Linked DNA regions of Homo sapiens: regions 1, 2, 3, 4, 5 and 7 are each linked to region 6. Evidence: chromatin loops called from intact Hi-C (ENCODE). Cell type or tissue: B cell. All regions are shown on one strand.

Evidence for each region. A loop is a pair of places that touch in the nucleus more often than their neighbours do. Peaks named below come from ENCODE experiments on the same cell type or tissue, not always from the same donor. Only the 100,000 strongest peaks of a DNase experiment are listed, where the experiment ranks them.
Region 1: it touches region 6 in a loop (20-fold over the local background); 29 of 110 quality-filtered maps call a loop at or near these places.
Region 2: a loop joins it to region 6, with 8 times the contacts of the local background. A loop is called at or near these places in 7 of 110 quality-filtered maps.
Region 3: a loop joins it to region 6, with 18 times the contacts of the local background. A loop is called at or near these places in 60 of 110 quality-filtered maps.
Region 4: it touches region 6 in a loop (25-fold over the local background); 89 of 110 quality-filtered maps call a loop at or near these places.
Region 5: it touches region 6 in a loop (8-fold over the local background); 30 of 110 quality-filtered maps call a loop at or near these places.
Region 7: it touches region 6 in a loop (14-fold over the local background); 5 of 110 quality-filtered maps call a loop at or near these places.

Annotation. Positions count from the first base shown.
Region 1 is chr2:75,197,561-75,201,560 of GRCh38, reverse strand. It overlaps TACR1 (tachykinin receptor 1), which reads left to right and starts at 2,041. Exons shown (of 5, transcript NM_001058.4): 1 at 2,041-3,015. The coding sequence starts at 2,627. The region is part of intron 2 of TACR1-AS1 (TACR1 antisense RNA 1); the gene reads right to left. In B cell, CTCF peaks have their summits at 1,657 and 1,856 (motif pointing left); DNase peaks (open chromatin) are centred at 1,090, 1,300 and 1,870; H3K4me3 peaks cover 904 bases; H3K27me3 peaks cover 2,941 bases.
Region 2 is chr2:75,309,789-75,313,788 of GRCh38, reverse strand. No RefSeq gene overlaps it. Among named protein-coding and RNA genes, the nearest start is that of TACR1, 110 kb to the right of the region's middle. RefSeq lists an enhancer at 1,742-1,811. In B cell, a CTCF peak has its summit at 1,633; a DNase peak (open chromatin) is centred at 1,608.
Region 3 is chr2:75,062,656-75,066,655 of GRCh38, reverse strand. The region is part of intron 2 of TACR1 (tachykinin receptor 1); the gene reads left to right. Among named protein-coding and RNA genes, the nearest start is that of MIR5000, 26 kb to the left of the region's middle. RefSeq lists a silencer at 1,450-1,549. In B cell, CTCF peaks have their summits at 1,334 and 1,535 (motif pointing left); a DNase peak (open chromatin) is centred at 1,525.
Region 4 is chr2:74,918,192-74,922,191 of GRCh38, reverse strand. The region is part of intron 1 of LINC01291 (long intergenic non-protein coding RNA 1291); the gene reads right to left. It overlaps LOC105374809 (a long non-coding RNA gene), which reads left to right. Exons shown (of 5, transcript NR_187884.1): 5 at 1,906-3,966. Among named protein-coding and RNA genes, the nearest start is that of LINC01291, 11 kb to the right of the region's middle. In B cell, CTCF peaks have their summits at 2,040 and 2,245 (motif pointing left); a DNase peak (open chromatin) is centred at 2,181.
Region 5 is chr2:74,689,024-74,693,023 of GRCh38, reverse strand. It overlaps a transcript of SEMA4F not described here. Among named protein-coding and RNA genes, the nearest start is that of SEMA4F, 37 kb to the right of the region's middle. In B cell, a CTCF peak has its summit at 2,255; a DNase peak (open chromatin) is centred at 2,243.
Region 6 is chr2:75,402,324-75,406,323 of GRCh38, reverse strand. No RefSeq gene overlaps it. Among named protein-coding and RNA genes, the nearest start is that of EVA1A-AS, 120 kb to the left of the region's middle. RefSeq lists an enhancer at 2,269-2,328. In B cell, CTCF peaks have their summits at 1,995 and 2,196 (motif pointing right); a DNase peak (open chromatin) is centred at 2,183; H3K27ac peaks cover 523 bases.
Region 7 is chr2:75,464,577-75,468,576 of GRCh38, reverse strand. No RefSeq gene overlaps it. Among named protein-coding and RNA genes, the nearest start is that of EVA1A-AS, 57 kb to the left of the region's middle. In B cell, CTCF peaks have their summits at 1,484, 1,690 (motif pointing right) and 3,859 (motif pointing left); a DNase peak (open chromatin) is centred at 1,666.

The sequences.
Region 1 (4,000 bases), 200 kb after region 6:
CCAGCCCCAGTGCCCAGCACAGTACCTGCTTCAAAATATCAACTTGCTGTACTAATGGAGGATAAATGGATTAATGTTTACTTTTTAGCTATTTCATATTTATTTTATATTTAGCTCTTATTACATATTTAGATTTTATTCGATTAGCTTTCTTTTTCTCCCTTAACCACTGAATAAAGTTCCTTTTGAAAACGTCAGCCTGGCTCTAATGGACAGGGAGAAAAAAGAAAAGATAACTTTAAACAGCTTGGAAGGAAAATTAAAGATAGAGAAGTTTCCCCTCCCCCCTCCCCCACCCTCCGCATCCCCTTCCCTCTCCCTTTTCCTCCCTCTCTCTGTCAGCTCTTTGAGATGGTGGAAGCCTCAAGCAGAGATCCAAGGTGGAGGAGGCATTCCCTTCCACAAAGAAGACCTCTTGTGCAGCCGCTCTAAATAAAGGGACGCTGTTCTCTTGAAAGCATCTCTAGAGTTTTCTATGCAGTGTGTTTACGGGTGCCTAGGAGAACCTGGCAAAGCAATGTGCGGTTCCTATATACGCTAAAATCCCAGGCTCCGAAAAAATACAGAGTGAAACAGCAGATTCTCCTCCCCGGCGTGGGATCCAATTTTTGCCCGGCATAAGTGTATAGTAAATTTCCCAGCCTTAAAGCACTTCCCGAGAGATGCTTTGAGCGCTCGCGGTACCAGTGCGTAAACGCCGCTCCCCGGCTGGCGCGGGTGTGCGCCAACTCCAACCTGCGCGCAAGTCTGCCGGTGCGCGCTCCAGTCCCACAGCTCCGAGTCCCCGCAGTGAAAGGAGGGGGCGGTGCACCGGGGTAGATGGGCCCCTGAGGACTCCCGGGGTTCAGTTTTCCGCGGAACTCTGCCTGCAGCAGTCTGGCGGGAACGTGCTGCGGAGCTCATCCCATCTTGGCTTCTCCAAAAGGGTTTATACGGACTGGCGAGTCTTTGCCCTGCCTCCTCCAAGTGTCTGGCACCAGTTCTACCGTTTGAAATGGTCTTGGACTGGGATACGAGGCCTCAAAGTCAGAAGACGGCAGGGCAGGATGGAGGCGGGCAGAGAAGGCTGGCTGACCTGTCCTCCAGCCCCTATGCAAACCTGGAAGGGGAACAGGGAGAAGGACCACCGATGCCACCCCGAGCCCGGCTCTGGCCTGCAGGCTTGGCAGGCGCGGAGGCGGAGGCTGCCAGGTCCCCGGGAGGCAAACGCAGCGCCGCAGTGATTGCTGGCGGAGAGCCCAGAGCCGCGCGTCTGAGCGACAAGCTGCCTATGAGTGTGGCTCCTGCGCTCACCAAGATTCGCAGGGAGCTCAGCCCTGTCCCCAGTGATTGAGCAGAGGCTCATCCAGAGGGGTCAGGTGGAGGGCTCAAATGGAGCTTCTCCTGGAACGAGGGGCCAAGTCACCAGGGTGGCTGAGGAAAGTGTCCTCAAAGCTTAGAGACTGTCACTTCCCAGGTGAATCAGCTAGCCAGGTAACTGAGCTAGATATTTTGTGGGGGTGTTTCCTAAACACAGCCTCAGGAAAGTTGTTTTCGGGACACCTGGACCAGGGAGTCGTCGCCTCTGGCTTCTCGGTAGCTGGAGCGCGGCCCGGAGCGCGGCGCTGGCACATCGCCCCCACACATGACCGTTTCCCATTGCCACAGGCAAGCCGCCTCTGCAGAGCTGTCTCAGGGCTCTGGGCTTCATTCCCTGGAAGTTGATTGTCCTCCACTCCAGCTGTTTCCCAAATCCTTCCTTCCTCCCAGCACCCCTCGTGCAACGACGATTCCAGCTGCGGACCGCATCTGTGTCAGTTACTTCCAAGCCACCTACTGCCCCCTCGCGGAGTGCGTGGGGCTCCCGGCTCGCAGACTCCCACGGCAAGTAGCAAGCAGCAAAAGGCGTGGTAGCTGCGGCGGTGGAATGAGACAGTTGTCAACAGCTGGCGCAGCTGCCGCGCTGCGCACCGGGACTGGCGAGTACGCAGCCCAGGTACTGCCCCTTCCCAGTGACGTCTCTGCAGGGGGTTATAAAAGCCTCGTGCGCAGCTAACTCGCGAGCTGAGCAACCCGAACCGAGAGGTGCCCGCGAAACTGCAGGCGGCGGCAGCGGCAGCAAAAGAGAAGGAAAAATCTCCAGCTGGATACGAAGCTCCAGAATCCTGGCCATAGGCTCAGAACTTTTACAGGTCGCGCTGCAATGGGCCCCCACTTCGCTCCTAAGTCCTCACGCAGCACAGGGCTTTGCCTTTCCCTGCGGAGGAAGGAGAAATAGGAGTTGCAGGCAGCAGCAGGTGCATAAATGCGGGGGATCTCTTGCTTCCTAGAACTGTGACCGGTGGAATTTCTTTCCCTTTTTCAGTTTACCGCAAGAGAGATGCTGTCTCCAGACTTCTGAACTCAAACGTCTCCTGAAGCTTGAAAGTGGAGGAATTCAGAGCCACCGCGGGCAGGCGGGCAGTGCATCCAGAAGCGTTTATATTCTGAGCGCCAGTTCAGCTTTCAAAAAGAGTGCTGCCCAGAAAAAGCCTTCCACCCTCCTGTCTGGCTTTAGAAGGACCCTGAGCCCCAGGCGCCAGCCACAGGACTCTGCTGCAGAGGGGGGTTGTGTACAGATAGTAGGGCTTTACCGCCTAGCTTCGAAATGGATAACGTCCTCCCGGTGGACTCAGACCTCTCCCCAAACATCTCCACTAACACCTCGGAACCCAATCAGTTCGTGCAACCAGCCTGGCAAATTGTCCTTTGGGCAGCTGCCTACACGGTCATTGTGGTGACCTCTGTGGTGGGCAACGTGGTAGTGATGTGGATCATCTTAGCCCACAAAAGAATGAGGACAGTGACGAACTATTTTCTGGTGAACCTGGCCTTCGCGGAGGCCTCCATGGCTGCATTCAATACAGTGGTGAACTTCACCTATGCTGTCCACAACGAATGGTACTACGGCCTGTTCTACTGCAAGTTCCACAACTTCTTTCCCATCGCCGCTGTCTTCGCCAGTATCTACTCCATGACGGCTGTGGCCTTTGATAGGTGAGATTAGCCTTTGTGAAAAGGCGAGAAAGTGCTCATAGAGGACCACGGCATTGCTGTGAGGTTTGGAACTGGGTGGGGTATGGGTCAAGTGGAAGATTGGCCACTCTGAGGGTTTTTTTACTGATCAACTGAGTCATTTGTTGATGGGGAACTTCATCTTATGTATTTCAACTTTTTTTCCTCTTTTTTACCCATCACTCTCTCTCTTCCTTTCAACACACATCCCCCTTTTCTTCATTTAACTCCCCTTTCTTCATCTCTTCTCCACTCATCTTCCTGACACTTTCAACTTCTGCTTTGCTCCTTTCCATATATTCCTTCTCCCCTTTACCCTTGCAGGCTGCAAACAATACCTAGGGTTTGGTCAAAGGACTAGACCCTGGAAGGGGCTTTGTAAATTCCTCCAGGCCTGTTTTTCTGTCAGACAGCCTCTTGTTGCCTTCCTGTTTTAAGTACACCTAGAGGATTCTGGGACTTTCTGCTCCCACTGCAACTCTCCAGTTTGTTGTTGTAGTTGTTGTTGTTGTTTGGTTGGTTGGTTCGTTGGTTTGTGTTTGTTTGTTTGTTTGTTTTGGATGTGAAAGAGCATTTCATCAGTATCATAAGATACTCAGAATTCTAATGCAGTTTACTCTGTAATGCTAGGAATTCTCATTCAGGAATGAGAGACAGTTATGCTATCCTTAAGAAACTCCACGGATAGGGATCCAGGAAGCTTACCCAAGAGGTGTTCTAAATTTCTCCTGCAATGTAAAATGTATGTATTTAGCCTGTCTCTATCCACAGAGAAACATGCTTGGCAAAGGCATTTGAGAGCTCTTCTGTTCCGGCAACCAACAGGTTAGGGTTCCCAAAGCTGACTGAAAGTGAAAAGGTTGGCATTTCAAACACTGGGGATGGTATTCTGGAATGAATGGCTCTTCAGGTAGCATGATGGAAAATTGATTATTGGAGCACAGCTCTGTTGGTATTGTCTCCTTTG
Region 2 (4,000 bases), 93 kb after region 6:
CAGAGTCTAGGCTGGTCTCTGGAAATGACTTTTGGAACAAAACTGACTAAAAGTATAGCGACTTTTTCTATAATTAGAATGTTGGTGGATGAGGAAGCTACTGTACCCCTTTTGGCTCCAGGATCTCACATCACTCCATGTCTAACTGGGGGTCAAGAAGCTGCCCCACGGGGAGCTGGTTCCAAAGCCATCACATGCTGGCTAGAGCCACATCCACAAAATAGATGCCTCGCATTTTGCCACTTCCCTCCTTGCAGAACTTGGTTCTACATTCAGGTCTCACACAAGTGCCTCTGGTTATCTTGGTGCAAGGAAGTCTGGGATATATAGTTTTCAGTTTTCCAGCCTCTGTAGTAGAGAAAGGCACACCAGGAGGAGGTTGTAAGAGATGTTCATTTCTTGATCTGCCATTTAGCTGCCGGAACTGTGGACATTAGCCAACTCCCTGGGACAAAAGTTTCTACTCAATCCAGCTCCTGTTCTAGCAAGATACCCCAGGCCACACATAAGAGGAACAGCCACCATGGGCTTAGTGTCTGTGAATTTATATCCTGAGCTGCCTACCTTAACCACCAAATCCCACTGCTTCTGCCATCCACACCCTTGCCTCATCCCTTCTGTTTGGCATATAGTTCACTCAACCTTGGCCTTTCTCCCGGGTAAGCATATGTCTTCTGTGGCTTGATGGAATTTCCGCAGATGGCCTACACAGCCCTAGGACTGTCCCTTACCATGAGGGGTCCTGAAAGCGGGTGTCTTCTTCCACTTCGATCCAATTTGTCTCACCGTCTAGGGTGTGACTTGTTTACAATCAAACCCCAATGCTGGGAACAATTTAGTTTTTCACTTCTTCAACAACAAGCTTGGAAAAAAGTGTCATTTTGGTGCACCTTCACAAAATGCTGCTACCCTACAAGGATGCTAATGTCAATGTGTATCGTGAAGATACAACAGGACAGATGTGGTTCACATTGGTGGTTCACACTGTAAGAATCTTATTTTTCTCAATAAAAAGTGCATCTTGGCTACAAAATATTGTGTGGGGTCATGACCCCATTAATTTCTTTAAATGAAATTTCATTTCAGGTAATTATATTATACTAAATGATGTCAGACAAGTATTAAATAAGCCTGTGGAAATAATCATCCTTCAATAACGGAGAAATTGAAAGCTGCATTTTATTCATGACTGAGCATAAATAACATGTTTAGATTTCATTGTTTAGTAAAAAATGATGCATAAATTAACTCTTCCCCTAATTTTAGTTCTATTCAGACATGCCATTTTAATTCCTCTTAATGTACTCATTCATAGAGTTAGTACCAAGCGGTATAAAAGACACTAGTCTTCATCTCGTAATAATTTTAGCAAAGGTCCCTTTGAATCTACATGTATAGGTCGTATTTTCCTTCCTTTCGATGCAACACTAAATTAAACTCAGTATGTTGCTCAGACATGTGTTGGGAGAAATAGACAAAGGTTATATTGATGCATGTGGTTTCCTGGTCTTTTCTAGGGCATGATCTTATATTATCACCCTCCACCACCTGGCCTCAGCAATCAGTGAGAGGGCTGTGTTCCTATGAGCAGTTTCACATCCTCCTCCTGCCTTTCACACTGGCCATACAGGGAACCCCTGTGGCTGTCCCCGGATACTGCAGGCTGCTGCCTCCTGCACACCTGCTATTGGCCAGATCACTCTGCCCCCTGGTCCCTGATGCCTGACTGTGTCCTTGGGTGAGATGCACCTGAGAAACTGTAGCAGTGCTGCTTGGAACGAGGGCATCCCAGTTAGCTATGGATCAGGACTCTTGCTCATTTTCACCACCTTTGGCCAGAGCACAGCCAAATGTCCAGTTCTCTACTGTGTTTCTCTCCCTTGGCTGGAACAAGGACATAAGCCTCTGCAGGCCCCGGGACACCCCACCCTGCCTCACTGAAAACGAGAACCTCTCTTGGGAATGTGCAGAGCTCTGGGAGGTTGCTATTCCAATTCAACCAGAATTTCATGAATTGTGCTTTCCAGTTTCATTTGGAGAAACAGTTGCTTTGATTAAAATACAGGTATACTTCCTCAGAGATACTGTTGATTTAGTTCCAGACCACTGCCGTAATGGTCACAGTAAAGTGAGTCACATAAATGTTTTTGTTTTCTGGTACATATAAAAGTTATGCTTACACTAAACTCTAGTCTCTTAAATATGCAACAGCATTATATCTAAGAAAAATGTATGCAGCATAATTAATTTTTTTTATTGCTAAAGATAGAGCAAGGAGGATACTAAAAGAATCTGTCTTCCACCTCGGGGGTGAAGGGGGCAACTAGACATTCATCCACTTATTTATTTTGGAGCCTCTGAGCCCCCTCTGAATTCCCTCTGACCCACCCCCCCACCACACACAACAGCAACAACAACACACACACACACACACACACACACACACAGCCTGTGGAATGGCAGAGAACACACAGAAGGACACACACACACCCAAGCTTATGGGAACAGATAATTTTGAGACTTCATGTACCACCAACCCCAGAGCAGAGTTCTTGGTGACAGTGGGAGCTGCTGCCTCTGCAGCCTGAGGACAGAAAACTTCTAACCTGCTATTTGAAAGCAGTCTATTCCCTGCTTCCAGCAACCTCTACCGATGTTTACAGATGGCTCCACCATTACTCATCACCCTCTTGGGGCACTAATTTTGTCTTAAAGTTTAGTTTCGTTTTTTTGCGAAAAATTGAGTTTAGTTTCCTTTTGTGAAGAAGTCGCTCCACCCTTCTTACATCTGATAGTCCTTCACAGCTTATCTCTTCAGCCCAGAAGAGTAACACATGTCTCCTAAGAACTGTATTATTGAATCTTCTGGACACTCAAGGAGGTACCTACCATCTATCTGACTTAAGATGTATAATGCTATGCATGCATTTGAAGACCCATGTGTTCCCCCGATTAAATTATTCACTCTTCCGGAGGGAAACCACTATTCCGATCTTATTGACACATATTTCTTAATTTTTCTTATTCTCCTTCTGCTTGCTTTCAAATAATCTCGGTCAAAGTTTGGGTGTTTTTCCTGGTCCTCCTTTACCCCAGTGGTATCTTGGTCCCTCCATTACATAATGCCAGATAATGGAGGGATGTGTATGGTCTTGATTTACAACTGAATACCTGGCTTCTAAGCCTCTCATCTGATCCTGAGACCTGGCCAGCCTTCATGTTGGAGGACTTTCAGATGTCTAGCCAGCCCACACCAATTCACTGCACGTCTACTGCTGGTCATGAGCCTTTGCGGGCCTCGGGGCTCCCCACCTTGTTTCACTGAAAATGGGAACCTCTCTTGGGAATGTACAAAGCTCTAGGAGTTTACTATTCCAATTCATTCAGAATTTCATAAATTGTGCTTTCTAATTTCATCTGGAGAAACAGTTGCTTTGATAAAAATACAGATATACTTCCTCAGAGATACTGTAGATTTAGTTCCAGACCAGTGCTATAATGCAAATATCACAGTAAAGTGAGTCACATAAATGTTTTTGTTTTCTAGTACATGTAAAAGTTATGTTTACACTAAACCCTTAAATGTGCAATAGCATTATATCTAGAAAAATGTATGTACCATAATTAAATTTTTTATTGCTAAAAAATGCTAATAATCATCTGAATCTTCAGTGAGTCATACTCTTTTTGCTAATGGATGTTTATGGCTGCTGACTAATCAGGGTGGTGGTTGCTGAAGGCTAGGGTGGCTGTAGCCTTTTTCTAAAAGAAGACAACAATGAAATTTGTTGTATCAATGGACTCTTCCTTTTGCAAAAGATTTATCTGTAGCATGTGATGCTGTTTGATAGCATTTTACCCACACTAGAACTCCTTTCAAAATTGGAGTAAATTCTCTCAAACTGTGCCAATGCTTTTTCAACTAAGGGTTTTATGTACTATTCTAAATCCTTTGTTGTCATTTCAACAACGTGCATAGCATCTTCCCCAGTAATACATT
Region 3 (4,000 bases), 340 kb after region 6:
AACCGAGAGTCTCTCTGGGCTCAGGGTTCAAGACAAGAACAGGCTGTGGAAATACAAGAATGAATCCAAACATGAAATGGAATCGAAGACTTGGCCGCATTCCAGTCACTCGTCTAGATGAATTTCAATCCTGGGCCTGCTTTTTTAAGCTACACAATTTTTCAATAAATTATCTGCCATTATAAAATGCTGCAGATAATTTTTGTGCTTGACGTATTTGTTCATTCTTGAAAAACTGTGGTTTCCCCGCTCTGAGTGACATTTATCCATTCTTCTTCTTAGCTCATCTGAGCAGAAAGAGAAAGAAATGCACAGGGCTGAAATGAGACAAGGACTGATCTGTTTTCTATTCCCATTTCAACCCTGAGTGACTTGAACAAGGCAATTACCTTCCTTACACCTTAATTTTTCCTGTTGAAAGGAGGTTAGCAATATCTCTCTTTTACCCAAAGTCCCAGAGGTAATGAGATGAAGTGGAATCCACTCTCCAGAAACACCTTTACAATGAAACTACTGCAGGTAGAAAATATGAAATTTCTACATCTTCTAAGCCGATAGCTATTTACATTGTATTACACTTGATAATAAATTTCCTCAGAAGAAAAGGTTCCTGGCCAGTTGTTAGTAGTGGCTGTATTAAGATTTGTCTTGTTGAGAGTACATATTTTCAGGGCACAGCAAAGAGAATGGGCACTTAGCATCAGGGCTGTGAGTCTGGATGCTTAGTCCAGACTTAGAGACATGGATGGCTATTAGTCACAGGCTATTGGGACTAAAACTGTTTTGATTATTTTAAGTGCTTTTTCAAACTCCAGAGAGAGATGAGAGGAAGTGTAAAATACCAACCAACACCCACATTTATGGTGTAACTTACGTATATCAAGAAATGTTTACTCATATCCGTTGGCACCAATTGAAGCAGTTTCTAAACAATGTCCCACCAAAAATAAGCTGATTTGGAGTGCGTGACAGAAGGATAAAGTACAAGCTTCACTTCTGCATGTATCCAATCCGTCTCCCACAACCCCCAACCCCAGCCCAGTGTTCATTCCAGCTGCTGCATCGAGAGAAGCTCATCCCAGATCTGTCCCTGCCTACCCACCCAGCAAAAAGCCTTCCACTGCGGCGATGCGATACTCAGCTAACTCAACCTCAAGCAGAGCACAACACAATAGAATTAAGACCCATCTAGAGGGTTTGAGAGTGGGTGGATTATATCAGCAAAACATGTATCAGTACCCACTGATACTCAGAGCAAATGTCACATATAAAATGCAGCCTTGTCCTCAATAGGGTTGCAGTATTCCAAGGGGATTTGCAAAACTCATGCTACAGTGGTTTAAAACAAAACACCCCACATACTGGAAAACTGCACCATGACATGGTAAGGAATGTAGGGGTTGGGAGGTGGGCACTGTGTGGTGTGTAATGAATTCGACCTCATAAAATGCATGCTGCTTTCTTGCTAGGTTACTGAAATGCCTAATGAATACTGGTTGGTCCAGGTGCCGGCTGCAGATTGGCGCCACCTGGTGGCAGTTACCTGCCTCACATTTCCGTATCTGGGGCCGGAGGACTTGGAGAACATCCTCAGAGATTCCAGGAATCTTCAGATGACTGATATCATCTTGCCAGGCTGGAAAGGCTGACCAGGGAGCATAATGCAGATTCAGGAGGTCCCTTTCTGTCTCCCTGCTGCCTGAGGCAGGGTCTCCCTCTCCACCACATCCTCTTCTCCACCCTAAGTAAGAACCTTAACTTACCACTAGGAGCTTTGTGGTCGCCACCAGCCCTGGCCTGCCCACTTGTCTCCACTCTGGGAAAGAGTCACTCTCCTTTATTTCCTCAAAGCCCCACTACCATGGAATTTTTGGATGAGGCATATTTTACTAAAGATTTGAGGAGCTGAATCGGGGAATTACAGCCTAGGACAAAATTGTGTTTTCTTGAATTCGCACTCAGATACCACTGTTCTTTACAATGCATTGAGCAGCCATCCCTGCAGGAAATGTCTTGCTGGCTGTGTCCTTTTGCAAGTCCCTCTTCCAACCATGGGGCTCAGGTGCACTCGCACTCTTTCTCGCCCCTCTTTCTGTCATGCTTAATATGGTATCTTTTTCCCTTTTTCTTGTTACCTGTACTCTTTATATTTTTTCCCCACACAGATCAATTTAGCATTTTCACTCTCCACCTAAATTAGGCTTCTGCCCTATTTTTTCCTATCCCAAAATACAATAAGCTCCCCAGCCAACCCAAAGACCGTCTAACTTGTCCTCTCTCAGCAATTCAAAGCCTGCAGAAGCTTTAGAATTCAAGTTTTGTTTGTTTTTCTTAACGTATCTACCCAGTTGAAATTTCAGGCAGGACTATCAGCCACTTGCCTCCTCAAACACCATTACTGCCCTGCCTCCTCTCCCTAAGCAGACTGAAGGGAGGAGGAGTGTGGGTGAGGGAGCTCAGCTTCTTCTGCATGAGTCTGTGTTTCAATGTCTCTCGTTAGAGCATTCCCAGACTCTTGAGCCATTCCTAGCAATGCACCCTTTTCAGAACCTTTTTTTTTTTTTCCTAACACTGCTGCCCAAGAAAGAATCTGTAAGGGGGCCATGAGGTCCAAGGCAGACCAACAACATTCACCACTACACTTCATCATGCATGTCATGCTGGGAAGGGCCAGTGGATTTACAACCTGATCTCTTCTGAGAAGCTGCCAACCTGGCTCTAAATAACTGAGACCATTCTCTAACCTTCTTCGTAAGAAATGTGCAGGTCTGAAGATATTTTATTTTAAAAACTAAGTAAAATTCAGGACATTCTAATGGTGTAGCCACTATTAAGGGTTCATTTGTTCAACGATTAAAGTCCTACGTGTTCTGAGTTAAGACCAGAGTAATCCAGGTCGGTTTCTATCCCAGAAATAAGAGGAGATTTGTACTGCCATAGATAAAGGATGTGTTACAAAGTCATAAAAGTTGAGATGGTGCAGAGCTGACACCAGTAAGGAGGGATAGATGAAGGAAACAGAAGAAAAACCCAGAAACAGAGCCAACAATATAGTGAGTGGTATGTGGTCCAAGTGCAAATTTAAATCATCAGGAAAAGGATAGAGTATCCAATAAGTGGTCCTGGGAAAAGTGTAAGCAATGTTGGAGAAAAAAATATTTGGAGTTTCTTCTCATAATACTCAACAAAATAAATCCTTAATGGGCTGAATAGTTATAATGCAAATAAACAAATAAATAAATATCAGTAAATGTTTTTGTGATTTTGAAATGGAGAAGGTCCTTCTAAGTATAACACAATAGAAGCCATAAAGAGTTCTTTCCAAATTAGGAAAGACAATATGACCACCCCAATATACAACTGAGTAAATTATACAAGCAGTCAGTTCACAAAAGAAGAAATGAAAATGATTAAAAAGCATAATTATTGATATGGTTTGGCTGTGTCCCCACTCAAATCTCATCTTGAATTCCCACGTGTTGTGAAAAGGACCCAGTGGGAGGTAATTGAGTCATGGGAGCAGGTCTTTCCCATGCTGTTCTCGTGATAGTGAGTAAGTCTCACAAGATCTGATAGTTTTAAAAAGAGGAGTTTCCCTGCACAAGTTTTTCTCCTGTCTGCCACCATGTGAGATGTGCCTTTCACCTTCCGCCATGATTATGAGGCCTCCCCACCCATGTGGAACTATAAGTCCAATAAAACTCTTTATTTTGGAAATTGCCCAGTCTCAGGTATGTCTTTATCAGCATGAAAACAGACTAATACAATTATAAAATTTTAAGTTACAATGAGTTAAGAATTATAATTAAAGTAGAGAACCATGTATGACCTATCATGTTGGCAAAAACTATGATACCTGATAGTGCCCAGTGCAGCTGTGCAAACAAAAGGGTAATCTCATAAACTGGTACAGATTGGCACGTGTTTTCTGGAAAATGACAGTATATATCAAACCTTTTAAAAACCCTTTAACTTAGTTCTGGTGACTTTAACCTTGGGA
Region 4 (4,000 bases), 480 kb after region 6:
ATTTTTGAACAAGGGCCCCATGTGTTTATTTTATTTATTTGTTTGTTTGTTTTTTACAGACAATAAAAAGTATGTTGTTTACGGACAGGGTTTCACTCTGTCACCCAGGTGAGAGTGCAGTGATGCAATCATAGCTCACTGCAACCTCAACCTTTTGGGCTCAAGCCATCCTCCCACCCCAGCCTCCCTAGTAGCTGGGGCTACAGGCACGCACCACCATGTCTGGCTAATTTTTTTTTAATTTTTGGCAGAGACAGGGTCTGGCTATGTTGCCCAGGCTGGTCTCAAACTCATGGTCTCAAGTGGTCTTCCTGAGTTGCCTCTCAAAGTGCTGGGATTATAGATGTGAGTCACTGTGCCTGGCCCCACATGTTTTTACACTGGGGCCTGAAAATCATGTTTCCAAAACTGCCCAGCACCAACCTGCCAGCTCTGGGAATTCCAGCTCAGCATCCCTGAGCACCCCAGGTGAAGAAGTGGAGAAAGGAGGGGGTTTCTAGAGCAAGTGTTTACAAGGAGACAGAAAATTGAGGGGCCAGCAAGAAAGTGGTTCAAGTGATCAACCGAGAAGGCATCTAGGATGGGTGGAGTCAGCAGGGGACTGATGTATCAGAGGAAAAGGAAAGAGTCTGGGATCTGGGGGTCTTACACATAGACACCACTAGTTGGAGCAGAGGTAGAAGTGTGATTGCACCAGAAGGACAGGGAGCTGGCTAGTCTGGGGCCACAAAAACCAGAGTTTAGGGGAAGATCAGGCAAGCTGTGGCTGTTGATCATGGGACCAGGCTGAGGATGGGAACCGGTGGGAGGATGGGAGCAGTGTCCAAGCAGCAAGTGGAGCACAGTCCCTGATATTCAGAAATTTAGGCAGGCAGGCAGCACCAGAGAAGTTGGCACTAAGGACAAGGGTCCCAGCCACTGTGCAGGGATTCAAGGACAAGACTGGAGTGGGGTGTGCCCAAGCCCTAGAGGGACTCGGGCCTGGACAGGCTCTCAGAACCGAGGCCAGAGCACCAGTGTCCCCATGCCTCCCCCAGAAAAACCCATAACAAGAGCGGCACACAAGAAAAGGGCCAGGTGGGCTGTCTGGGAAGGCCAGCATCTCCTTTGCCACGGCTCCTCCCATGGGTGCCCATTGTTACTCTGTCCATCATTACCGTTTGGCACAACCATCCCCCACAACACCTTTTTCACCCACAACACTTTTTTCTCCCTTGATAGCCTGGAGGCTTCTGAAAGGGAGACACTTTCTCCCCTTTACCTGCTCATCCCCAACACTAAGCAAGGTGTTTGGCACATAGTAAGTGCTTAATAAATGGTGTCTGGCTGGCTGAGCGCGGGCCAGCTGGAACACGGATGGTAGCCCTGCTGGACATTGAGAGGGAGGCAGGGGTGCATAAAAGGGGCATCTGCCAGCTCTGGTATAGACCGCCTGGGTTCTAACCATGCCTCTGCTACTGCTAAATGGACCATCTCGGCCAAGTTATCCAACCTCTGCCCCTATGTTTCCTCATTATAAAATGGAAATTTTTATTTTGTATTATCTTATGTACCTTTGAGTAAATGTGTACATAGCAGTTAGAATAGTGCTGGACAGCACTTTAGGAGGCGGGGGCGGGAGGATCACTAGGTCAGGTGATCCAGACCATCCTGGCCAACACGGTGAAACCCCGTCTCTACTAAAAATACAAAAAATTAGCCGGCCTTCGTCATGGGCTCCTGTAATCCCAGCTACTCGAGAGGCTGAGGCAGGAGAATCGCTTGAACCCGGGAGGCGGGGGTTGCTGTCAACCCAGATCGCGCCATTGCACTCCAGCCTGGGCGACAGAACGAGACTCCGTCTCAAAAAAAAAAAAAAGTACTGGACGTGCCACGCACTTGCTAACACTATCATTAATATGACAGGTAAATAACATCTTTGTGTGGCGTGTTGCAGCTGTCACAGCCGCCAGCAGACAGCCGACTCCCTCACCAGTAAACACCGCGGCTTAGGTGTTGCCCACCGGGCACCGGAAGGCGGCCCCCTTCTCGCTCTCCAGTGAATGTTCCTAAAACAACTGCGGGGTCCAAGAGCACAGGGAGAACAGCGCCCCTGACGCAGGCTGCGCACCCGCCCGGAGGAGGCAGTGCGTCAGTCCTGAGGTCACCGCCACCCGCTCCCGGGGGACGGCCGCCTGGGCAGGTGAGGAGGCGACCACCTCCCAGACGCCTGCCGGAGCTGCGGCGCACCGACTCCCTGCTTCTCCGAGCGGCGAGCGCCACCTGGAGGCTCCCTCGAGATCTGCATTTAGGAGGCGACGGGTCCTTTCATCGTTTTATTCATTAAACATTTATCGAGGCCTGGAGCGATGGTTCAAGCCTGTAATCCCAGCACTTTGGGAGACCGAGACGGGCGGATCACTTGAGGTCAGGAGTTGGAGACCAGCCTGGCCAACATGGCGAAACCCCATCTCTACTAAAAATACAAAAATTAGCCGGGCACGGTGGCGCACACCTGTAATCCCAGCTACTCATGATGAGGCTGAGGCACAAGAATCGCTTGAACCCGAGAGGCGGAAGTTGCAGTGAGCGGAGATGGAGCCACTGTGTGTTAGGCTCTGGCGACGTGGGGAGAAATAAAGATAATGTCTTGTTTCCCAGGGCATTAATAGCGTGATGGGGAAGACAGGCCATCAACAATGTGCAACACTAAGGGCTAGGAAAGAGGTGGATACAAAGGAGGGAATAAGGAATGTGGTCATTCCTTAAGGTGTTTATTGGTGCCAGGTACTGTTCAAGGCACCAAAAAGAATGGAACCAAACAGAGATCCTGCTCCCAAAGAGCTCATAGTGGAAGGACAGCCAGACAAGCTTAGAATTACGGGACAGGCCTAAGAAGGAGCCAGACTGGGGACCAGAGGCGTCCGAAGGGAAGTCCAGGAAGTACCGCAGGAAAACGTGATATATATTAAATCTTAAAGAATGGGCAGGATTTTGCCAGGCTTAGTGACAAGATATCTTCCGTAAAATCGTGGAACTGAAAAGAAAGGATATAGGTTGAAGAAGGGCTAGTTCTGTGTCTGAAATAGAAGGAACATGAAAGAGAAGTGCTGGGACATGGGGCAAAAAAGGGAGTTTGGGGCCAGATCGTGAAAGCCTTGGTTTAACAGGTGAAAAGTTCAAATTTGATCCAGGTAGCTGGCAGAGTCAGAGGTTCTAAAGCAGAGACCTGCTCTATAGAAAGCTCACCATGAAGTACAGCAGTGATGGTGGATGAAGATACCAACAGCTCAACCTCCTATGTGCCAGGGAAATGCTGAGCGCTTAGCACCTGATATTTATCTTAATTCTCTAAATGGGCCTATGGGGTAAGCATATTATTATCCCAATTTTATTGGAATACTTCCCTGGTAGGGCCCCTAAACAGGTAGCCATCAAATGCCTGATAAATTCCAGCTAGCTTTAAATTCTAGTCGCTACAGAGCAGAGCCCTTCCATCGCACTGAGCTGAAGGAGCCAGATGGGCATTACAGACAAGACCCACTCAGTAGGTGAAATCAACAGAGCCTAATGACTATCTAGATCTGCAAGATGAAGAATAGGAAAGAGCTAAAGACAAGATTATGATGAAAAGTTTGATTTTGAAATAATACATTTTTAAGAGCTGAGAAAAACCGTATCCATCATCCAGAACAACCGCCTATTCTACCCACACTCCCAGCACCACATCAGTACACGTGTGCCTGTACTCACCATTCTGCCTTGCCTCCTGCTGGCATGGACGAGTGCTGCGTGTTCCTAAGTGCCACCTTCCGCTGTGCACTCGATCCCATCCTCGCGCCCACGCAAGAACATCGCTTCATCAATTGGTCCTTCTCTCACATATGAAATTTTTGGTCTTTCTACTGAGTCATTCCCATAAATATACATGTGTACTACAATTTCTCTCATCGTAAAAAATAATAAAAATATTTCCTTGACCTCAAATCTCATACCCCTGCCATTCAATTACACCAATCCT
Region 5 (4,000 bases), 710 kb after region 6:
TCTGGCCTATGGGTTTTGAAGTGATTCTTATTTTTATTTACTTTTCAGCATGTCCTAAATGCTTTATTACGAGCATATGTATGTAATTGTTTAGATAAATTTCTTTCACCCACAAATAAACACACTCGTGTGTGCACATGCAAAACTCATTTCAAGGTCAGTGAGATGAGCTGCATTTCTCTTAAAGTGGCTAGTGTTTGTGACCTAAGGCCACTTTCCAACTCACTCCCACCTTTGTGAAAAACCAAGCTGGTCTGCTCTGCCTGGTCCCTGCCCCTCTGAACAGAAGCCTCAGATCTGTGGGCTCCAAAAAAGCTTACTCTGGGTTTGATTTCCCAGGTGACCATGGCCCCTGTCCTCAGTACTCATACCCAGTCCTAGCCCTATCCTAGCTGTTTGCAAAGAACTCCCAGCCCTCTGAAGCCTGCCCACCTTGCCTGAGTGAAGAGGGCTCCTCCTTGCCACACATCCAACAGAAGCCTTTGCCTCCCCAGTGGGTGAATTTGGAGATCCCTGTGGCAGTCTGAAGCCTCCAAATGCCAGGCTTCTCAGCCCCACAATGGGGCTGAAGGTCATAGGCAGAGCATACCAGGTCCTGTCACCTCATCCCCGGTCTCTTGGGACCTTAAATGTCCCCCATATGTGTTTCCTCCCTTGGGTCCCTGCCTTGTATTTCAGACAGCTAGTTGGGTGGATTCTGCTACCTCGTTTCTGTTGGCCACATTTCATGAACTCTGTGTCTGCCTTTCCCCACCTCATCTTAGGCACATTGCCTGGCACAAGCTGCTGGTATGTGTGGTGCATCTGATCCTTACTTATTCTCCACCCTGCACCCTGAAGTTGTGAGAAGGCCACTCCTAGGTCTCAATTCCTCTGGGGAGAGGACTGGATTTGTTATCTTCCTGCGTCAACTTGAGTCATAATCCAGCAGTCTGCCCCTAGAGCCTGGTACTTCTTTTGCCTGGTACTTGCCCCACACCCCACCAGCTTCCCTCCTGGCCCAGTGCCCACCACACCATCGGAGGGTGGTCAGGCCTGCTCCGTAAGGCTGGACACTGTTACCCCCGACAGGAGCATTCCAATGGCTGCAGCAATGGAGTGACCGAGCCATATATACGTCCAGCATGACTCAGTAGACTGAGATCAAAGCTGGCCTTGATCATCTTGGGACTCTGAAAAATATTGGCATAATCATCCCTCATCTATCCAGAACCAGCTTCCTATCAGTCAGTGTCTCCTTTCCATAATTTAGTTATGAACCAGGAATTAATGCACCAATACAAATGCCTTCAAATAGAGTTACTTTGAACCTGGGAAAACTTTACATTATGCTCATTTCTACCTAGCTTGGTTATTTGATTTCTAACTCCAAAACGTTTTAGGAAAAGCAAACTAGGAAAAGGGAAAGCAGCAGCTATGTGGCAGTCCTCAGGAAATGATTGCCTGATAATTGATAACATGCAAGGTTTGGAAAAGTACGAGACCTCCAAAAGAGGGAGCAAACAGTCCTTTGCATCTGATATTACCACTCAGCACAAAACCTCATGTTTATAACGTAACCCCAAGTCACACACATGCAAACATGAGTCACCTTCAGCATGCTCCCCGAGGATGCCTAGGTGTTTCCGAACAACTCCCAGACCTCTGAAGGCTGCACACCTTGTCCAAAGTTGAGAGGGCTCCCCCATGTAATGCATCTCTGAAAGCTTTTGCATAATCACAGTACGTGAGCAGCATGGTCAGTTCTCATAATTTGTACTGCAGTTCTCAGAGACTGATGGGAATGTATTTTTACGGTTGACATATTTACAACAGTAAATATATATTCATATATTTAAAGCACAAATCGTGCTTTATTTGCTGCCTATATCCTTGTTTCTTGAATTAGCTAATGGAGGGGAAAGAAACCTTGACCAATTAATTGTTAATGACTTCAGTTTTCTAATGAACTTCGCCTTCCTCATCTCTAAAATGAAGCCAATAATACCTGCCTGAAGCACTTTGGATGACCACGAAAATCTAATAGGATGGCTATGTGAAAGTTCTACAGAAAGGAATAAAGAATGTGTAGTAATTTCCCTTATCTAGATTGGATCATGGATCTAAATTACAGAAGGAAGGAAAACTACAAGTACACATTACTCAAAGGTTAGAGATTAGGCAAATCTTGAAGACAGATAATTGACAGAATTGGGCACAGCTCAGAAGGGACTTCCACCAGCATTAGCAACAGGCTATTCTTGGGGAAAAAGCGACACCTACTGCATCTAACTATACTGCAATGGACCCAGAAAACCAAAAGTCTTCAAACTTGTGTTCAATGTTAGTCGGGCACGAGATCCCTACTTCACTATTGCAAAAATAAAAAATTAGAAATAGTCATATTGTATTTCTCCGGAAAAATCACAATCTCCTTTCATTTAAAAATAACTGTTGTTTTTCATATTCAAGTGTAATGCATATTAGTTATAGATATTTAAAGAACATAAATATCCTCTAATAACATCATTATCAAACGTCTTAGTGCTGCTGCCACTGCCATCTTCATTTCTCTTCATTCTTCCATTTTTTTCCTTCACTTATTCTCCTTCCCCACCTCTTCATCGTCCTCCTCCTTCTATCTCAATTCATGCACATTGTAAAAAATAAATAAATAAATAAGACAGTAAATCAAAAGTAAAACCCCTCATCAGGGGTGACCATTGCTAACAGTTTGTTGTGTGCTATGCCACACAATTTTATAACAGTGGAAATACATTATCTATTACAAATGATTGTAAGATAGTACTGGTTGTCATTGCTGTCCAGCCAAAGATCACTGGGAACACACCTGTAGTCAAGCAAGTTGGGGTTATTACTCTTTGCTGCGGGGGAGAATGCATGGCATGGGGAACCGTGGGGTGTTTCAGTAAGAGGGTGTTAGAAAGAACTTATTATGGGACTCAGGCTTGTGCTAGGGGGTTTGCAGAAGGGTTTAAGGAAGCAGGGTAATTCTGTGCGTGGGTATCTTAATAACTCTCATCCGGAAGGAGGGAAGACTGCTGCAAGGCTAAAGCCAGTGAAGAACTGGTAAAGAAGCACCAGTCATTCCTATTAGCCAGGACAGGAGGCTGCTCGGTCATTTTGTGGTCTGGACAATGTACCTGTTTTGCCTGTGTTGAGACATGATTATAGAGTGATCTCATTTTTTTCTTCATCATTGGCACTGAGTGTCCTTGTCTGATGTTGGTGTTCTATGAAATCCTTTATGTTCAATAGGAAAACACTGAGGCCTGGCTATGAGTGCCAGGCCAGCTCCTGTCTGTCAGGAAACACTTTTCTCTTTCTTATTGTTTCCTCCTTTTTTGCTTAACAATGTGGACATTTTTTCAGGTCAATACTGAAGCTTATTTAACCAAATTTCACTTGTTGAATAATTGATTTTTTTCCCAACATTTTAGGCTTATAATTATTATAAAAATAAAAATCTTTAGAAGTATGTCTTTGCACACTTATACTGCTATTTCCTTAAAATAAATTTCTAAAAGTGTAATTACTGGATCAAATGATATATACACTTTAAAGTTTTCAATAGATATTACCAGAATGCCCTCCATAGAGTGTGTACTAATTTCATTTCCAACAATAGTATAGAATGCCCACTCTCCACAAATCCTTGTTTGGGGAGCACACAAGGTCACCAACCTTTTTTTCTTGTTTTTTCTGGTTCCATAGACAGAAAAACATCTTATTTTAAAGTGTTTTATTATGTAAAATTTGATATACACAAAAGACAAAATGAGGCATGTATATGTCTCACTAGACTACACTACATTAGACTGTCTCAGTAGCTTCAGGGGAGTCTGGTTAGGTGGTACAAATGCTTTGATTGGCATCCCAAACCTGTTTCTCAAGCTGCTAGTTAAGAAGAGAGGTCAGTAGAATGAGGTATCTTTGGGTTCCTCAGATTTGGAACACACCTTAACAATAGCGCCTTTCAAAGTGTGTTGCTGTCTGCTTA
Region 6 (4,000 bases):
TGTATGTCTGCTTAACTCTGCCTATAGAGTCCTTTTGAATGGATGCATACAACACAAAAGGCTGAGCCATCTTTCACAGGCTCCACACTATTGTGGGTTTCGGCTGACAGCCCAGATAGCAAGAGTCAAAAGGCAGATGTGTTTTGTGAAGACTTGAGTGGAATAAAAGAAAATAATGCCAGGCTCAGAAGAGAAACTTCGCATGGATGGAAATGGGTAAAAAATACTCAGAAAATAGAATTCTAGTGAGCGGTGGGAAACTTTAGTAACCTTGAAAACACTCAGAACTCTCCTGTAGTATGTAGAATGCCTTTAGAATCCTAGAGAAGTCAGAAAAGACCCCAAAAAGCTAGATTATATTAATATAGAAAATGTATTATGATAAAGATAAGAGCCTCCACATAAAGGTCAATGAAAGATTTTAAGTTCATCTCAAAGTATTTCATTTTGGCCTGGATTTACATTGACATAAAATCTCAGAGACTCATTCCAGCTTTTCTGGGGCCAAGATGATTATCTCCTCCTGCAGATCCCCCAATATAGTTAACTTTTCCGTGAGGTGAAGTGTGATATAAGCCTTCATAAGAGCCAGAAGCACACAGTAAGAGATACGGCAACTGACAGGGATATTCTGGAACACTTACTTAAAAAGTTTGAAAATACAAAAGGGAAATCTACATGCAGATAAGCATTCTAGTTTTTATTCTGCCTTCAGATGATGCCAAAATCCTTGGCAATACGTGGAAATGGGTGAGTGAAATTCTAATATTTTTCTGCTTGTTTATAGTTTATTACTTCTCATTTTAGTATTAATCACCTATAATTACACCATATGTTAACAATAACATGTGGAAAACTAAGGAAAGGGCAGATAGCCAAAGAAAAGCTATTTGAACCCAGAGGGAGATTTTCAGGAAAGAAAAGATAGTTCGGCAGTTAGAGCTTATAAGATATGTGTGCTCAAGAGAAAGAGCCATGACCCAGATAAGAAAAATAAAGAGTATGCCTTAGACTGGGGGAAAAAAAGAGAAAGAGCTTACATCTCAAATGAGAGAGAGAAAAAAAAGAGACAGAGAGAAGGAGATTTATGATGGATGGATGCTCTTTAGCTGTCTAGTACAGTAAAATTTTGCCATCAAATGTGACAACAGGAAGCTTCTAACAAATTGATATGTGATGCCTTAATGATATTTCTACCCAACCTGAATGGGTCACATAGCCTCTCTCTGGCTCGAAATTCTTTAATCTATCCTGGAGTATTTTGCAATTTCTTCTGCCTCCAGTTGTACTGCTTAGTCAGTGATAGGCAATCGTTTTGCATAGATCTTAACAATAGAACATCATAATAGAAAGTCACCTACTCATGCATACCATTCTTTCTTAGGTCCTATAAAGCATTTGGTTGTTGCTTTGTAAGAAAATATGGAAATGCAGTTGTCCTTAAAACAATGAGTATGTGCATTACTGATATAAAATTTATGCCCTGAGACACTATTTTCATACCTTTCTGTGTACTTAATAACATTTTGTTTCAGTGATTAATCAGTGTATTCAATTTGGGTACATTGCACATGTCAATTAAATTTAATGCATAGAGCATCAACAATGAGCATAATTCTTTTGAAGTGGTAACAATATGAACAGCTATGAGGAAGCTCCTGCATGCACAGGAGCTTTGGTTATTCGAGATCTTTGGTGGTTTCACACAAATTTTAGAATTGTTCTTTCTATTTTGTGAAGAATGTCACTAGTATTTTGATAGAGATTTTATTGAATCTGTAGTTAACTTTGAGCACTATGGTAATTTTCACGATATTAATTCTTTCAATCCATAAACGTGAATGTTGTTCCACTTTTTTGTGTCCACTTTAATTTTGTATTAGATTTATAATAACAACTATATCACAATACTGATAACAATTGTATGATTCCATTGATTAGAAGATGTAGTCTTATTTTAGAGATGTTAGTACGTGAATAAAAGTTTCAGAACCATTGCAGTATGGTAATGTGATGTATAAGATAGAGTGACGAACCCCATTTTATTATATCTTCATGTGTTCACACAGTCATGAGGAATTTGGGAAATTTACTCCACCGGGTTAAAAGAATTTTTGCCTGGGACCCTGATAGGCGTGATATACAGAGAAATTGTTGCAATTCTCAGGATAAACCAGTAGAGGGAGGAATTCTCCACAGTCAGGAGCACACTCAGCAAGCAAGAAGCAACATAACCTAATTTAGACCAACGAGTAGATGTTGTAGGGTCTATCTGTGGGAGTGTAAAGTATGACTACGGAGGCGGAGGTCGCAGTGAGCCGAGATCATGCCACTGCACTCCAGCCTGGGCAACAACAGGAAAGTCTGTCTCAAAAAATAAAAATTTTTTTTAAAAAGATGGGGTGACACTTGAGTACAGTGGTTCGCTAACTCAATATAACTAGTATCCTTAAAACGAGAACGCCATATGAAGAGAATAGACATGCATACAAAGAGAATACCATGCAAACATGAAGGCAGAGGTTGGGATGACGCATCTACAACCAAGGTACGCCAAAGAGCATCAGCAAATCACCAAAAGCTAGAAGAGAGGCACAGAACACATTCTCCCTCACACAGTTCAGAATGAACCAAACTTACTTACATGTTAAAATTATACTTCTAGCCTCCAGAACGGTAAGACAATAAATTTCTGTTGTTTTAAGCCACCCAGTTTGTGGTAGTTTGTTGTGGCAGCCCTAGGAAACTAATACACTCAGTAAGAGACAAAAAAGCAGGATCAGAAACAAAAAAAGCAAAATGAAATATAAATGAACAAAGTTTAAAAGATTACAGAAGAAATTTTCCTTTCTCCAATGTCAGAAATCAGTTAGGTCTAAGTGTGTGGAATTATTTCTGGGTTCTCTATTCTGTCTCATTGGCCTATGTGTCTATCTTTGTGCCAGTACAATGCTGCTTTGGTTACTATAGGTTTGTAGATATTTTGAGGTCAGGTAGTGTAATTTCTCCGGGTTTGTTCTTTCCCCACCCCCTCCCCCCGCTCAGGATTGCTTTGGTTATTCGAGATCTTTGGTGGTTTCATACAAATTTTAGAATTTTTCTTTCTATTTTGTGAAGAATGTCACTAGTATTTTGATGGAGATTTTATTGAATCTGTAGTTAACTTTGAGCACTATGGTAATTTTCACGATATTAATTCAATCCATAAACATGAATGTTGTTCCACTTTTTTGTGTCCATTTTAATTTTTTATTATATTTATAATTTTCATTGTACAGATCTTTGACATCCATGTTTATATTTATTCCTAAGTTTATATTTTTTGTGTGACTATTGTAAATGAGATGGGTTTCTTGATTTTTTCTTATTTTTTTGCTTTTATGATTTTTTAAATTGACACAGTACATTTACATATTTATGTGATATAGTGTGATATTTTGATACATGTATACAATGTGTAATGATTGAATCAGGGTAATTAGCATACCTATCACCTCAACCATTTATGGATGAGAACATTCAAAATCTGCTGGAGAGGATGTGGAGAGGATATGCTGGAAGAAAGGGAACCTGTGTGCTGTTTGTGGGAATGAAATTAGTATAGCCATTATGGAAAGCAGTATGGAGGTACCTCAAAGATCTAAAAATCTAAAAATGGTACTACTATAGGATCCAGCAATCCCACGACTGGGTGTATGTTCAAAGGGAAGGAAATCAGTATGTCAAGGGGATATCTGCACCCCCACGTTTATTTCAACACTTTTCAAAATGGCCAAGGTATGAAATAAACCAAAGTGTTTATCAACAGATTAACGAATAAAGAAAATGTGGCATATATACGCAATGTATTACTATTCAGCCTCGAAAAAGAATGAAATCCTGTGGCAATATGGGTGAGTCTGGAGGACATTATATTAAATAAAATAAGTCTGGCAAAGAAAGATAAATACCACATGTTCCCACTCATATGTGGAAGTGAAATAAGTTGATCTCATGGAAG
Region 7 (4,000 bases), 62 kb before region 6:
GTCTGGCATTATTATTCCTGTTTTAAAACTGCATGTGTCTTTCTGCAATTTGCCTTTTCTCAGTAACATTATGTTTTTAGATGTTTATCTGTGCTAACACATGTCACTCTGATTCACTCAGTTTAAAAAGTCCTTTCTAATAGACCACAGTTTATTCATTCTCCCTTTCATGCACGTTTATGTTTAACTATTTTTTTTCTGTTACAAACAGTGCTGCTACGAAAAATTCTTCTATATATCTTCTTTTGGAACATGTATGAGAATTTATCTAGGGTATATTTCCAGAAGTTGAATTTGAGGCTGTAGGTTTGTGCCTCTTCAACTTTAACAAGTATTGCTAAATTTCTGTCTGAAATTGTTATACCAGCTTACACTCTCAGCATCTGCATAGGAGGGTTCCCTTATCTCCCAATCTTTGACAACACATGATATTATCAGCTATTTTAATCTAGTCACAATCTGGTATATGACTTGGTATCTTGTTATTTGAAATCACATTTCCCTGATATTAATGATATTAAACATCTTTCCCTGTATTTATTGGCTTTTTAGCTGTAAGTTCCTCTTCTATGAGTTACCCATTCCTATTGTTTTCCTTTTCCCCCTACTGCGTATTTTTGTTTGTTTCTAGTGATTTGTGGTAATTCTTTACAAATTCTAGCTACAATCTTTTATTGGTTATATACTTTGTAAATCTCCTGCTTCATGGCTTGAATTTTAATTACGTTTGTGATGCTTCTTGTTTAACATAAATACGTTTTTCTTTTAGAGGAGTCAGATTTATCAGTCCTTCCCCTTACAATTCATGCTTTTTATGTCTTATTTAAGAATCTTACCTTATTCTGAAACCAAAAAGATATTTTCTTCTGAAAGTTTAATATTTGTATTCTTCATACTTTATTTATCCTATAATTCATTTTTATTGATGAAGTGAATTAGGGATCTACATTCATTTCTCATTTAGAGGTAACCAGTTTCCCCAGTATCATGGATTGAGTAGTCCATCATCTTTTACATGATTATTTTATTCCACTGACCTATTTGTCTATCCCTGCACCATTACTACAATCTTAATTAACATAGCTTTATGATGAGTTTTGAGATCTGGTAGATAAATCTCCTTTTTTCTTCTTCAGAATTGTCTCAGTCATTCTTGGTCCTGGCCTTTTTTCTTATGTAGTACACTGACAGGAAACAGGAGTGAAGGTGCCTCTACCAGTTCCTCCACATTGTAGAATTTCCTCATGTATTGTTTGTGATCAATGACCACTGACACACAGACCCAGTGAAGGAGCCAGTGTCAACTTATGTGAGAAGTATTTATAAAACTTCATTTTCTTCTTGCTTTTTATTGACAAATAATTATATAGAAAGCAGTTCTACTATTTTCTTTCCATACTTTAGTGGCTATATCTATACTTCCCCAGAGTGCAAACCACATTTTGAAGACCTCTTGCCTAAATCAATGAGCTGCTTTAAAAATAATAGATTCCTCACCTAACCACATGACTGAATCAGAATTTCTGGCAGTGGAGCCTAAAAATTTGTATTTCTAACAAGCACCCTGGATAATTCTGTTGTATTTCCACGGTTGGGAACCACAGAAATGATTTGACTTTCCAAAATGGTTATCCTGGGAGTAACATTAGATTTTCTGGCCTGTAGGTGGCGCTCAGGCTTCTTCCTCCCCATCTGTCACCTCCTCCTTCCTGATTTCCATGAAGGACAAAGGTAGGCGCACCATGGCCCCAGAGCCAAATCATGCCTGCCTGTCTTTGTACAGCCCATGAGCTGAGAATAGTTTTGTAACAGATCAAAATTTTTGTAACATATCAAAAATCAAATTAAATGGTTGAAACAAATCAAAAGAAGAATAATATTTTCTAATACATGAAAATTATATGAAACTCAAACTTCAATGTTCATAAATAAAGTTTTCTTGGAACATAGTCATGCCTATCCATTTATGTATTAGCTGTACATGCTTTAGCACTACAATGACAGAGTTGAGTGATTGCCATAGAGCCGGAATGGTCTGCAAAGCTTGCTGGACCTTTGCAGAAATAGTTTGCCAACCCTTGGTCTAGGGTGGTCAGCAAGAATGTTATTGGCCTATGGAGCAAGAGATGGTGCTTGCACGGAGGCCCTGAGTCTGAGCAGTGAGTTCACTCCTGTGGCTCTCCAGGACCTTCTTCTCAGGTTCTCCAACAAAGCTCTTGCAGCTCTGAGGACCTGGCTTCAGAGCTACTTTAAAACTTTCACAGGACCTAGCCTCTCCTACTTTACTACATCAAACTTTACTAAATATACTACATTGCTAATAAATGTAATTTATATGTAACTGTAAGAGTCGAGTTGGAGGACAGTTTTCTGGTTGAGACAATACTACATTTTGTAGACATTTAAATGAAAGATGCACTTATTTAGAGAAATGTCACAATTCTGGATCTCTCCTGGCTTAGCCATCCAGAATCAAGGACTCAGGAAGCAGACACTTGCGTTCCAATCTTGACCCTATCATTTACTAGCAAAATAACTATTTTGTGACTCAGTTTCTTCAACTGTAACATGAAGATGGAAATAACAGTACCACAGGGATGCTGAAGAGCAAATGAGTCAGTATGAGAGAAGCTCTCAGAATAGAGCCTAGGGCATAGCAAGTACCATATAGGCATTTGGCAATATTACTACTTTTATTTGTAGTTTTCATTTCATGTGTTAGACCCTATCCAATTTTTGGTTCAGTTCTGAAACACTTTCTTTAAATAAGACTATGAAAAGTCCATTTGTGCTGCTGTGCGGTGGCACCTAGTGGCTTGGACAAGCTCTGCCCCATGTTTAGGGAGCAGTGATTTCCCTGCTATTTTGAAGGTGTGTTTTCCATGGGCTTACTGTTTGTTTGGCTCACCTTTATTTGTCATCAGAGAAGCATGGCACCTAATGGTTGGATTAGAGTTTTATCTTTTGGGGGAAAGAACTAGGAAAGCCACTGCCTTGTTTTGTTCTAAACTTTGGTTTGGAACTCCCTGAAGTCAGCCTAATTATCAGGAGACCATGTTAAAGAAGTCACATGACTGGAGCAGAAAAGAGCCTGTGTTTGCTTGGCCTGTTCTTCATATTGAATGTGGGGTTCTGTAGGTTGTGTAGGTTCAGAATCCTGGGTTCTAGTTGAGATGTTATCAGTCAAAATCTTTATTCACTGGATCACTTGTTATCACTCAAAATGTTTATTCACAGGATGTATTCTATAGCAAAATAATGTGATCAACCACCTCCATCTTTGAAGGTAGACATCTTCTATATCTCACTAGCTTAACTGCTCAGGATGGAGAGCCTGAGTTTTTCACTAGACTTTCCATGCTCAGACTGGGCCATATATTAACATCTTTCTATAAGTCAGGCAGTCTGGACCAAAGAGAACTTCGTAATAATCTCCAAGAGTATTACTATGATCTATTTTCCTTTTCTGTTTGTTATCTTAGTCAGATTTCAAGTCACCAATAACCGTCCTTGGGGTGGGTCAACTTCTCTTTTGTTCCTGCCAGCTGTTTCAATCACTTACAGATCTACCTCTTCCCTGTAGGCTTTTAAGATTATAACCCTTTATGTCAGGATAAAGTCTAGACTCAGCATACAATCTATTCAATGTGTACCCAGCTCACCTCTCCACTAGTTTCTTCTGCATCCCATTATCATGCCAATAATCCTTGGCATGATTTTATTTCAAACCTTTTTCAAGTTTTTGAAATCTTTTTTTTTTCCTGCACATTTGAGCATGACTATGTATTGAATGCTATTTTTGTAAGCAGGTGAGAGACCTCCCTCTACTGGGCAGATACACAACTGCTGCCCATACTTAGAACGAAGAAAACTAGTTTTTACATTCTATATTGAAAAAAAGGTAATTTACATCTTCAATATTTTAAAGTGACTTTGTAATACATCTTATCTTGCCCTAGGACGAGTTGTCACCAAGTATCTGCCTCTTCTCTGTTTTCCT